Linked DNA regions of Homo sapiens: region 2 is linked to region 1. A link is an interaction called in ENCODE POLR2A ChIA-PET data of the cell type or tissue named here. Cell type or tissue: MCF 10A. All regions are shown on one strand. Region 1 has its middle 5.7 kb from the start of PPP1R15B. Region 2 overlaps PLEKHA6 (pleckstrin homology domain containing A6).

Region 1 (5,000 bases):
CTCAGCACTTTGGGAGGCCAAGGCGGGTGGATCATCTGAGGTCAGGAGTTCGAGACCAGCCTGGCCAACATAGTGAAACCCCAACTCTACTAAAAATACAAAAATTAGCCAGGTGTGGTGGTGAACGCCTGTAATCCCAGCTACTCAGGAAGCTCAGGCAGGAGGATCACTTGAACCCAGGAAGTGGAGGTTGCAGTAAGTTAAGACGGCACCACTGCACTCTAGCCTGGGCAACAGAGAGAGACTCTTATCTAAAAAAAAAAAAAAAAAAAACCTGAAAAACGGTAATGTCTAATTTATGTTTTAAGGGATCATTCTTCTGGCTGCTGTTCGAAGCAAGAATGGAAGCAGAAGAGGAGGCTATTGTAGTCTAGGAGGGAAATGATGGTGGCTTGGGGATGGTAAAAGTGGTCAAATTCTGGATATATTTTGAAGGTAGAGCTGACAGGACTTGCTGATGGACTGCATATGGAATCGAGGGAAAGGGGAGTTGAGGTTGACTCCTCAGTGTGGAGCCTCAGAATGTAGGCAAAGAGTCCTCTGGAGGAATTACTGGGAGTGGGGAGGTAGGTTCAGTAGAGCTGAATCAAGACTACTGATTGTGATAAGTTTGAGACGTGTGATAGAAATCTAAGTGGAGAAATAATAGAATGGAATCTGAAGCCCAAGGGAAGTCAGTCTGGAAGTTTAGATATGGAAGTCATCAGCATTCAGATGGCATTTAATTCCATGGAATGAGATGAGATCACCCAGGTTAGAGAGGCATGTGGGTGGATTGAGGCCAACATTTAGAGGAGGAGGAGGAGCAGATCAATGGTGTCCTGGCAACCTAAAGAAAAGTATGATCAGTGTCCTGGGGCTGCCATAACAAAGTATCACAAACTGAGAGGCTTAAACAGCAATGTATTTCTGGAGGTTGGAAGTCCAAAATCAAGGTGTCTGCAAGGTTGATTCCTTGTGAGGGCTGTGCGAGAGTCTGTTCCATGTTTCTCTCCTGGCTTCTGGAGGTTTGCTGGCAATCTGGCATTCCTTGGCTTATATATGCATCAACCCAGTCTCTGCCTTCACATTGCCGTGGCATTCTCTCCCTGTGCATGCACATGTCTGTGTCCAAATCTCCTCTTTTTATAAGGACGCTGTCATCTTGGATTAGAGCCCACCATAATGACCTCATCTTAACTTGATCATCTGCAAAGAACCTATTTCCAAATAAGATCACATTCACAGGTACTAAGGGGACTTTAGTACTTTATCTTTAGGACTTTATCTTTTGGGGGACACAGTTCAACCCCTAACAGTCAAGAGGAGTGAACATAGCAAAGTGGTCTTGGTGACCTTGATAAGAGCTGCCTGAATGAGTGGTGGGGGTGAAAGCCACATTGGTGTAGGCTGGGGAGAGTATAGGTGAAGAGGAAGTGGAGACCATAAGCACTAACAACTCTCGAGAGGTTTCGCTCTGGTGGTGCAGAAGCTTGGAGGGGTGTGTATCTAGGGAAGGCTTTTTTTTATTATTTACTTTTTTTTGAGACAGAGTCTTGCTCTGTCACCCAGGCTGCAGGGTGGTGGTGTGTTCTTGGCTCACTGCAGCCCTAACCTCGTTGGCTCAAGCAGTCCTCCCACCTCAACCTCCTGAGTAGCTGGGACTACAGGTGTGAGCCACCACGCCCAGCGAATTTTTTAAATTTTTGTAGAGACAAGGTCTTGCTATGTCGTCCAGGCTGGTCTTGAACACTTGGGCTCAAGCCTTGGCTCAAGCCCCCTGCCTTGGCCCTGCAAAGTGTAGGGATTACAGGCGTAAGCCACCATGCTGGGTGGTCTTTTTATTTTTAATATAGCTGATATTAAGTTATGTAAATGTGAATGATCTATTAGTGAGAGAAACGTGTATGTTACTAGGGAGAAGGGATAAGAGAGGTCAGAATTCCTTAAGTGAAAATGGAGGGATGGCATCCAGGAGGTTTCTTGGGTTGTGGCAGGATTGAAGGCAGATTATGTGGGTCCAGATGCCGGTGGATTTGTTCAGGGAAAGATGAGGTGATTTATGTCCAGTTGTATCTGTTTTTTCTTGAAGTATGAGTGTGATCATAAACTGAGAATGTGTGTTTATGGGAAATGCTGGAAATTTGAAGAAAGAAGTATTGTGAGACAGTCTCAGAGTGTAGGAGAAGCAAAGCTTCTAGGGAACTGTGGTGGGAGTGCCTGGTGTCGATGAGATTGTGATCACAAGTATGAAGTGAGTCACTCAGCATGTCTGAGCGATCTTCTTAAGCAATGATTAGCTGCAAGGGTGCAGGCGCAGAATGCGTGAGTAGTTGGGTTTAACTAGGGTTGGAGTTTTGCCAGGGAGTAGAAGGGCAAGGGGGTAGTTTTAATACTGGATCATGGAAATTCATGCTGAGTAAGGAGGGAAATGAAGAGTGTGATGGATCACAAAAAGTGGTAAGAGCAATGGTTTGTGGTCTCTGAGGAGTTAACCAGCAGCTGAATAGGGTTATCAGGGCAGTGTGGATTGGTAGGAGGCGGCAGCCAGAGTGGGAGATACTGCGATATCAGATTTTGGAGCTGGTGGTGACTCCGAAAAAATCAAGAGCCATATACCCTTTACCTCAGTCTGGCAAAGTCTTTTAAAATAAACAGAATTAACTGAGGTTTTAATTTTCTCCGGCCAAAGTGCCAGTCAGCTTGCCAATGGAAGGACTTTTTGTCTTCACCAGCTTGCACACGGCCTTGGCAACATGTTATCTCTGTGTACAGATCTGGCCTCCCTCTGCCCTCTAGCAGGCTTGGGAAGGCTGAGTCACACTTTTCCAGCTGAGACGAACAAGGCAAAGTCACATATTCTCAGAGGCAGCTCTCAAATATTTTAATTTTTTAAACTTTTTTTTTCCATAAACTTTTGTAGACTGTTGCTCAGGTTCTTTCTTTCTTTTCCCTCCCTTCCTTCCTTCTCTCTCCCCTCCCTCTCCCCTCCCCCCACACTCCTGTCCCCCTCCTCTCCCCTTCCCTCTCCTCCCCCCCTTCTTCCATTCTTCCTTTTCTTCTTTCTTTCCTTTCTTCCTTCCTTCCTTTTCCCTCCCTCCCTCCCTTTCTTCTTCCTTCTTCCTTCTTCCCTTTTTTTCTTTCTTTCCCTCTCTCCCTCCCTCCCTTCCTTTCCTTTCCTTCTTCCTTTTCTTTCCTTCTTTCTTTCCCTCCCTCCCTCCCTTCTTTCCTTCCTTCCTTCCTTTCCCTCCCTTCCTTCCATTCCCTCCCTTCCTCCCATTCTTCCTTTCTCTTCTTTTCCTTTCCTTTCCTTCCTTTTCTTTCCTTTTTTTCTCTTTGTTTCCTTCCTTCCTTCCCTCCCTCCCTCCCTCTTTCTTCTTTTCTTTCCTTCCATCCCTTTTTCTTTCAAGACAGGGTCTCAGTCTGTCACCCAGACTGGAGTGTGGTGGCATGTTCTCAGCTCACTGCAGCCTCAACCTCCTGGGCTCAAGTGATCCTCCCACCTCAACCTCCTGAGTGGCTGGGAACACAGATGCACACCACCACACCTGGCAAATTTTTTGTAGAGATGGGGTTTTGCCATATGTTGCTCAGGCTGGTCTTGAACTCTTGGGCTCAAGCAATTGACCCACCTCCCAAGTGCTAGGATTACAGGCATGAGCCACCATGCCTAGCCCAAATACTTTATGATTGCATTTTCCCTCTTTAGAACTTCTAACATAAGGAAGAATAAAAATTATATATCCAATGACTACATGGGGAAGGGGAGTTCCATTCAAGAAAGTTTTAAGAAATTGTTTTCAGGGGTGTGTGGTGTCAGTCAGTGACAAAGTTGAGAGTGGAATGCAAGAGGCTTGGTCTTAAGGAAGACGACATTATTTTAAAGTATTATTACTCTTCCATTCATTCAACAAACATTTATTGGGTACCTATTATGTACCAGTCAACATACTACCTCAGTGGTTCTTAAACTTTTTGGCCTCAGGAAAAAGTTTATACTCTTAAAAAGTATTGAGGGCCCCAGCCAGGTGTGCTGGCTCATGTCTGTAATCCCTGCACTTTGGGAGGCTGAGGCAGGCAAATTGCTTGAGCTCAGGAGTTTGAGACCAGCCTGGGCCACATGGCAAAACCTCATCTCTACTAAAAAGAAAAAAAACCCCAACTTGGGCAACCTGGTGAAACAGTCTCCACTAAAAAAATATAAAAATTGGCCGGGCATGGTGGTGGGTGCCTGTAATCCCAGCTACTTGGGAGGCTGAGGCAGAAGAATCGCTTGAACCTGGGAGGTGGAGGTTGCAGTGAGCTGAGATTACACCACTGCACTCCAGCATAGGCAACAGAGCAAGACTCCATCTCAAAAATGTAATAATAAAATGAAAAAAAAAAAACAACAGGTGTGGTGGTACACACCTGCTATGCCAACAACTTGGGAGGCTGAGGTGGGAGGACTGCTTAAGCCTGGGAGATCAAGGGTGCAGTGAGCCGTGACTGCACCACTGCACTCCAGCCTGGGCAATACAGCAAGATCCTGTCTCAAAAAAAAATTACTAAGGACCCCAAATAACTATCTTTATACCTTTATGTGGTTTATAGCTATCAATATTTCCTATTTATGAATTCAAGACCGAGGAACTGAAAAATGTTCATTTAGGCTGGGTGTGGTGGTGTGCACCTGTCGTTCCAGCTACTTGGGAGGCTGAAGCAGGAGGATTGCTTGAGCCCAGGAGTTCAAGGCCATAGTGTGCTGTGATTGCCCCTGTGAATACGCACTGCACTCCAGCCTGGGCAACATATGAAACTCTGTCTTTAATGAAAAATACAATAAAATTTTAAAATTCATTTAAAAATAACCAATTACATGTTAATTTTTTTTTTTTTTTTGAGGCAGGATCTCACTCTGTTGCCCAGGATGGAGTGCAGTGGCACAATCTTGGCTCACTGCAACCTCTGCCTCCCAGGCTTGAGCAATCCTCCCACCTCAGCCTCCTGAGTAGCTGGGACCACAGGCGTGCACCGTCATG
Region 2 (5,000 bases), 130 kb after region 1:
ATTTATCTATATATGTGTCTTTATGCCAACACTACATTGTCTTGATAACTGTAGCTTTATAATAAGTCTTGAAGTCAGGTAGTATAAATCCTCCAAACCTATTCTTCTTCAAAGCTTTTGAGTATTCTGGATCCTTTGAATTTCCATGTGAATGTTAGAATCAGCTTGTCAACTTTACAAAGATCTGCTAGGGTTTTGGTTGGCACTGTGTTGTATCCATAGAAAAATATGGGGAGAGTTGACAATTTAACAATATTGAGTCTCCTGATCCATGAAAACAGTATTTTTCTCCTTTTATTTGGATTTTATTTCACTTCTTTCAGCAATGTTTTATAGTTTTCAGTGTATAGGTCTTGCACATCCCTTGTCAAAAGTATCCCTTAATTTTATGCTATTATAAATGGTGTTTTAAAATTTCCTTTTTTCATTGTTTGTTGCCAGTATATAGAAATACAACTGATTTTTCTATATAGACTTTGTATCCTGAGCCTCTCCTCCCTTGCTTTGAAAATTGAATTTAAAAGAGCAGGAACCTGAAAATATCAAGGGGCAGGGCATTTGCATGACATGATAAACATTTACAATGGCTCTAAAAGCATGAGCATCTTTCTGTTCTAAGTCATAGATCATTTCAGTAGCAGCTCTACAGTAGCTGTGACTGTAAAGGATGGGAAGGAAGGGTGGTATAGTAAATTCTGACCCTACACAAGTAGAACACCTCCAGATCTCTGGGGTACTCTTGAGGGTGAATGGAGCAAGTGGGAATGCAGTGCAGCCCCTTTAAGGAACCCGGCCAGCCAGCCACCCCGCGGGCTGCTAGGAAGGCAGCCCAGGAGATAAGATAAGGCCCCCTGGCAGGTTTAAAGCAGGGTCCTGAGCCACAGTGGCTGGGCTACTGATAGGCAAACAGGAACCAGGGGTGATAAGGAGGAGGTGCCAGCTACTAAATCCGGGCTGGCAAGAGGAGGAGTAGCCAAATCACTCCTCTGGGGCCTGAAAGGAGAAGGGGCTATTAATTGTGGGTGTGTAGGGAGAGGGAACTTGTATTCTCTGTATATCCCATTTATGATCATGGTAAAAAAGAAAAATCCTACTGGGCTGTACTTAAAGGCACTCTGTTTCATATGGAGTAAATGCTCAATAAATATAGGCTTATTGAGTTCCTTATGCTCTAGTGAGATGCTCTGATATGGGGTTTAGAGACTACCTAATTTCTTCCTCAAATGAGGAAAATCCTGGCAAGGACTTACTCTCACAAGCCCGGCGCTGCTCATTTGCACACATCTGCATAGATTTGCATGTGTCCTGCTTGTAGATACTTTTAGATTTCCCCCAAATCAGTTGCCTATTTTTAAAGGATAAAGAGGGAATTTATCTCTTCTTGTTCTTGCTCACCTTCCGTCTGTATCCTCCAAAGACACTAAAATAATTTCTGCAACTTTGAACTATAAACAATAACTGTGGTTGCATAGTTTATGCAGATATGAAGCAGTTCCTTGACTGACAATGTGTTTCTCCTCTTAATCTCTATTACAATTCCTAGTGCTGCTCTCCAAACTTCTGAGTGGCGCAGAGAGACATTAAGGTAAAAAAATAAAAATAAAAACAAACCCTCTAGCTGAACAGCCAGGCTCAAATTGCTTAGAAAGCTTCAAGAATTAGTTCACTCTACCTGGACAGAGCAGTTAGAGGCAGTTCCATGGATCTGAAGACCACCTTCCCACTGCTTCCCATCCCAGGGCTAGGGATGCTGTGACTATCTTTGTCTGCTCTCCTTCCTCCAGGAATAAATAACAATATCATCCCTCCCCCAGATCCCAGTTCCTCTATTGGCCCGCCAGGCAAATATTTCATAATGTGGGCTCATCCAATTGGGCATCGTGCCAGAGCCAAACGCCTCAGGTTGCAAGTGTGCTCCAATCAGGCGGGGCGGCCTGGGTGGGACTAGAGGGCTCTCCTTCTCCACATGGGAGGCGGCAGCATTACTCAGGTGGATGGCATCAAGGTGGGAGTTGCTACTTTCTCAGGGCAGAGTAGAAGGGACAGGGCTGTCCATCAGCCAGCTCCGGCTGGCTGAGGCAACCCAGCACTGAAGGGGTTAAGGCCAGCCAGCATGTGTGGCTGTTAATGATTGCTACCCACCAGGGACCTGGTGAGTATTAAAGGAAAACCTTCTCCCTACTCCTCAGTGTGAAAGGAGTCAGGGCTAGAGGCAGCAGAGGGAACAGCAAAGAAGAGCCGGTGAGTAAGTGGTTATCTGTCTGGTCTATGTTTGTCTGGGTGGCTCTGGAACAGAAAAGGAAGCCTAGATATACCCATTCTATCAGCCAGAGTGGGCTTTTGTTACAACCAGATACAAATTCTCAGCTTGAGGCCAGATTCCAGTATCATTACTATTTATTAGAAGGAAATCTTTAAAATTATCTTAGTCCAAGGGAGTGAACTGCTCAGCGCAGAAGCCAGAGATACAAACCATTGTCTGTCCTGATGTCAAGACAATGGTTTTGTGTGGCCACCCTGAGCACAAAGCTGGAGCTGCTAGTCTTCCTCCTTCTCTCTGAGCCATTGTCTCCAGAGAGGCGCTCGGTAGCTCTGGTCAGAAGCAGCGTCGGCCTCTCTTGTGGGCCGATTTCCTGGATGGGGCCACGGGAGGAAGGTGGAGGGGACAGAGCCACAGGAGACTGGCATGGCTGTGCTCCTGGTTTTATCCTTTTACTTAGCAGAGTCAGGTGTGGTGAGATGTAGGGTAAGACAGAACCTGGCGGGGGTGGGTGCAGAGAGTTGCGGGGAGAACTCTTCACTCATTAAGAAGACAAGGTTGTCAGTTGAGAACAAAACTGAAATCCAGGGAGAAAGAGAACCAACCTTTTGCATTTAGATTTCTGTTGCCCCCATTCCCTCAACTTCCCCTTCAGGTCCCTCATCCCTTCAACCTCCAAAACATTTGTGCTCTTTGACCCTGGCACCTTCTAATGACAGTTTTGTGGAGGGGGTGTGGACAAGAATTCCTTGGCTTGGAGGAGGAGGTGGACGCACTGGCTTTTCTCAGCTGATGCTATCTCTCTGTGTGTGTACTCATGAATGCCCACGTGATTTAAAAAAAAAAAAAAAGAGGGAGACTGTCACCAAAAAGGAAGTGCTTACTTTACTCTCCTCCCGCCCCCAGCTAGGAGCCCTTTTGTTCCCTTGCCTCTTTCTTGGGAGGAAAGAGATTCGATGACATAGTGATGCTAGGTTGAACCTAGGGAGGAACTCGGGGCTCTGGAGAGCCTATTAGGTGGGAACAGGGTGCTCCCTGTGCCAGTTTAGAAAGCAGATTCGAGCGATAAGGTAAACCCAACCCCCTTGTGGCTTTCAGCTGTGGTGCTTCCTCTGGCTGGGCTGCCCATGGGCAAACAGAAACCAGGCACAATAGGGGGAAGGTGCCAGCCACTAGACCCAGCAGGGCGAGAGCAGAAGCAGCCAAGTTTCTGGGCATTTGAGGCCAAGAAAGAAGGGGAAGTAGAGTATAGGAGAGGAACGGGGATACTTGTTGTGTTCTGCCTCATATTGAGAGTCAGCCACAAATGTGACTAGCCAACCTCCATCCCTACACTCCCAGGAGAAGTATACTGGGATTGTTATTTCCAGGCAGGGCAGGGGGGCTTCATGGGGGATGCAAACTGTGCAGTTGCCCCACATGCTTGGTTTAATGCTCTGCTATTGCTGTCTTGAAATCCTTAAGTTTTGCACAAGGGGCCCGCAAATTGTGCAGCTGGTCTTATTTCCTGGCCCAGCCAGAAGTTGCAGGTGCAGAATAGTTGCTCATATACTCCAACAGGTGTAGGCAGGCTCACCTGTTACTCAGGTGTCACTTATGGAGGCCGGCTTCTGTCCCGGCTGGCACCTGTGCTGCATCCCTTTCCCTTTCCTCCTCTCTGTTCCCCTCCCAGAGTACTCTATTCCTCCTTGTCACAGCCTCCATGCCCAGTCTTTCTTCACGGCTGCTGCGTGGCAGGACAGGGGTGGGAACAGCAGTGTCCCTTGTCTGACTGCCTCCCTGCCTTCCTTCTCAGGCCCTCTCTTTTCCTTATCTGGGCTATAGCCAGCAGGTTCTCTAGGCTAGGTCTAGGCCTAGGAGCACCTCTTCCGTTCCTCTGAGATTGTCTTCCCTCCCCTCTGTAAGCCCCGGTTATCAGTGGATGCTCTCTGGCACCTGCTTCTTGTGATGTCTGCTTAGCAACAGGTTGTTTACCTGTGATTTCCATAGGATCCAGGTCTGGATGAGTGCTGGGTGGGGAAGGGGAGGTGCAGGGAAGGAAGAATCCTAAGCCTGCTGTCCTTGGTGGTACTTCCTCTACCCTGTCCTCCTCCATGCCAGCTTCTCCTGCTCTGGACCAAATGGCCCCACAGAAGACCTCCCTTTCCTCCTCCTCCCCCAAGCGTCAGCTAGAGGTTGGCCAATCCAGGAAGGAAAAGGAAAGCAGGAGGGAGGAACAGGTCCTCTGTGTCTCCAGCCTCCTCCCCAACTCTTCTTCCTTCTCCAACTCTTCTCTCCCAGCCTCCTTAAGCTGCTGGATGACCTTTTCCAGTGTTTCCTACCAGGCCAGTGCTGTTAGTAATGATACTTTCAAACTGTGCAGAGGAGTCTTAATGCATGTGATTTAAAAATAATGAGCCTGGCCAACACGGCGAGACCGTGTCTCTACTAAAAATACAACAAATTAGCCAAGCGTGGTGGCCCGTGCCTGACGTTCCAGCTACTGGGGAGGCTGAGGTGGGAGAATTGCTTGAGCTCAGGGAGCGGAGCCTGCGGTGAGCCAAAATCGCACTACTGAACTCCAGCCTGGGATACAGAACAAGAACGTGTCTCAAAAAAAACAAAAACAAAAACAACCAAAAAAAAACCAACAACAACAACAAAAACAACAAAAAACCCAAAAAAACGAAAACAATGGATTGTCCAGATTAATTCTGAGTGAACTTTGGAGTATATCATTTCTGATTTTTAACTTTTTGTT

Evidence for each region. ChIA-PET counts read pairs that join two places held together with the same protein. Peaks named below come from ENCODE experiments on the same cell type or tissue, not always from the same donor. Only the 100,000 strongest peaks of a DNase experiment are listed, where the experiment ranks them.
Region 2: POLR2A ChIA-PET joins it to region 1 with 12 read pairs; 2 of 35 experiments call an interaction of 5 or more read pairs at or near these places.

The regions. Positions count from the first base shown.
Region 1 is chr1:204,415,023-204,420,022 of GRCh38, reverse strand. No RefSeq gene overlaps it. Among named protein-coding and RNA genes, the nearest start is that of PPP1R15B, 5.7 kb to the right of the region's middle. In MCF 10A, no CTCF peak of the experiment used is centred here; DNase peaks (open chromatin) are centred at 762, 2,292 and 2,762.
Region 2 is chr1:204,285,346-204,290,345 of GRCh38, reverse strand. All of the region lies in intron 1 of PLEKHA6 (pleckstrin homology domain containing A6), which reads left to right. Among named protein-coding and RNA genes, the nearest start is that of PLEKHA6, 72 kb to the left of the region's middle. In MCF 10A, a CTCF peak has its summit at 3,371; DNase peaks (open chromatin) are centred at 1,905, 2,545 and 3,385.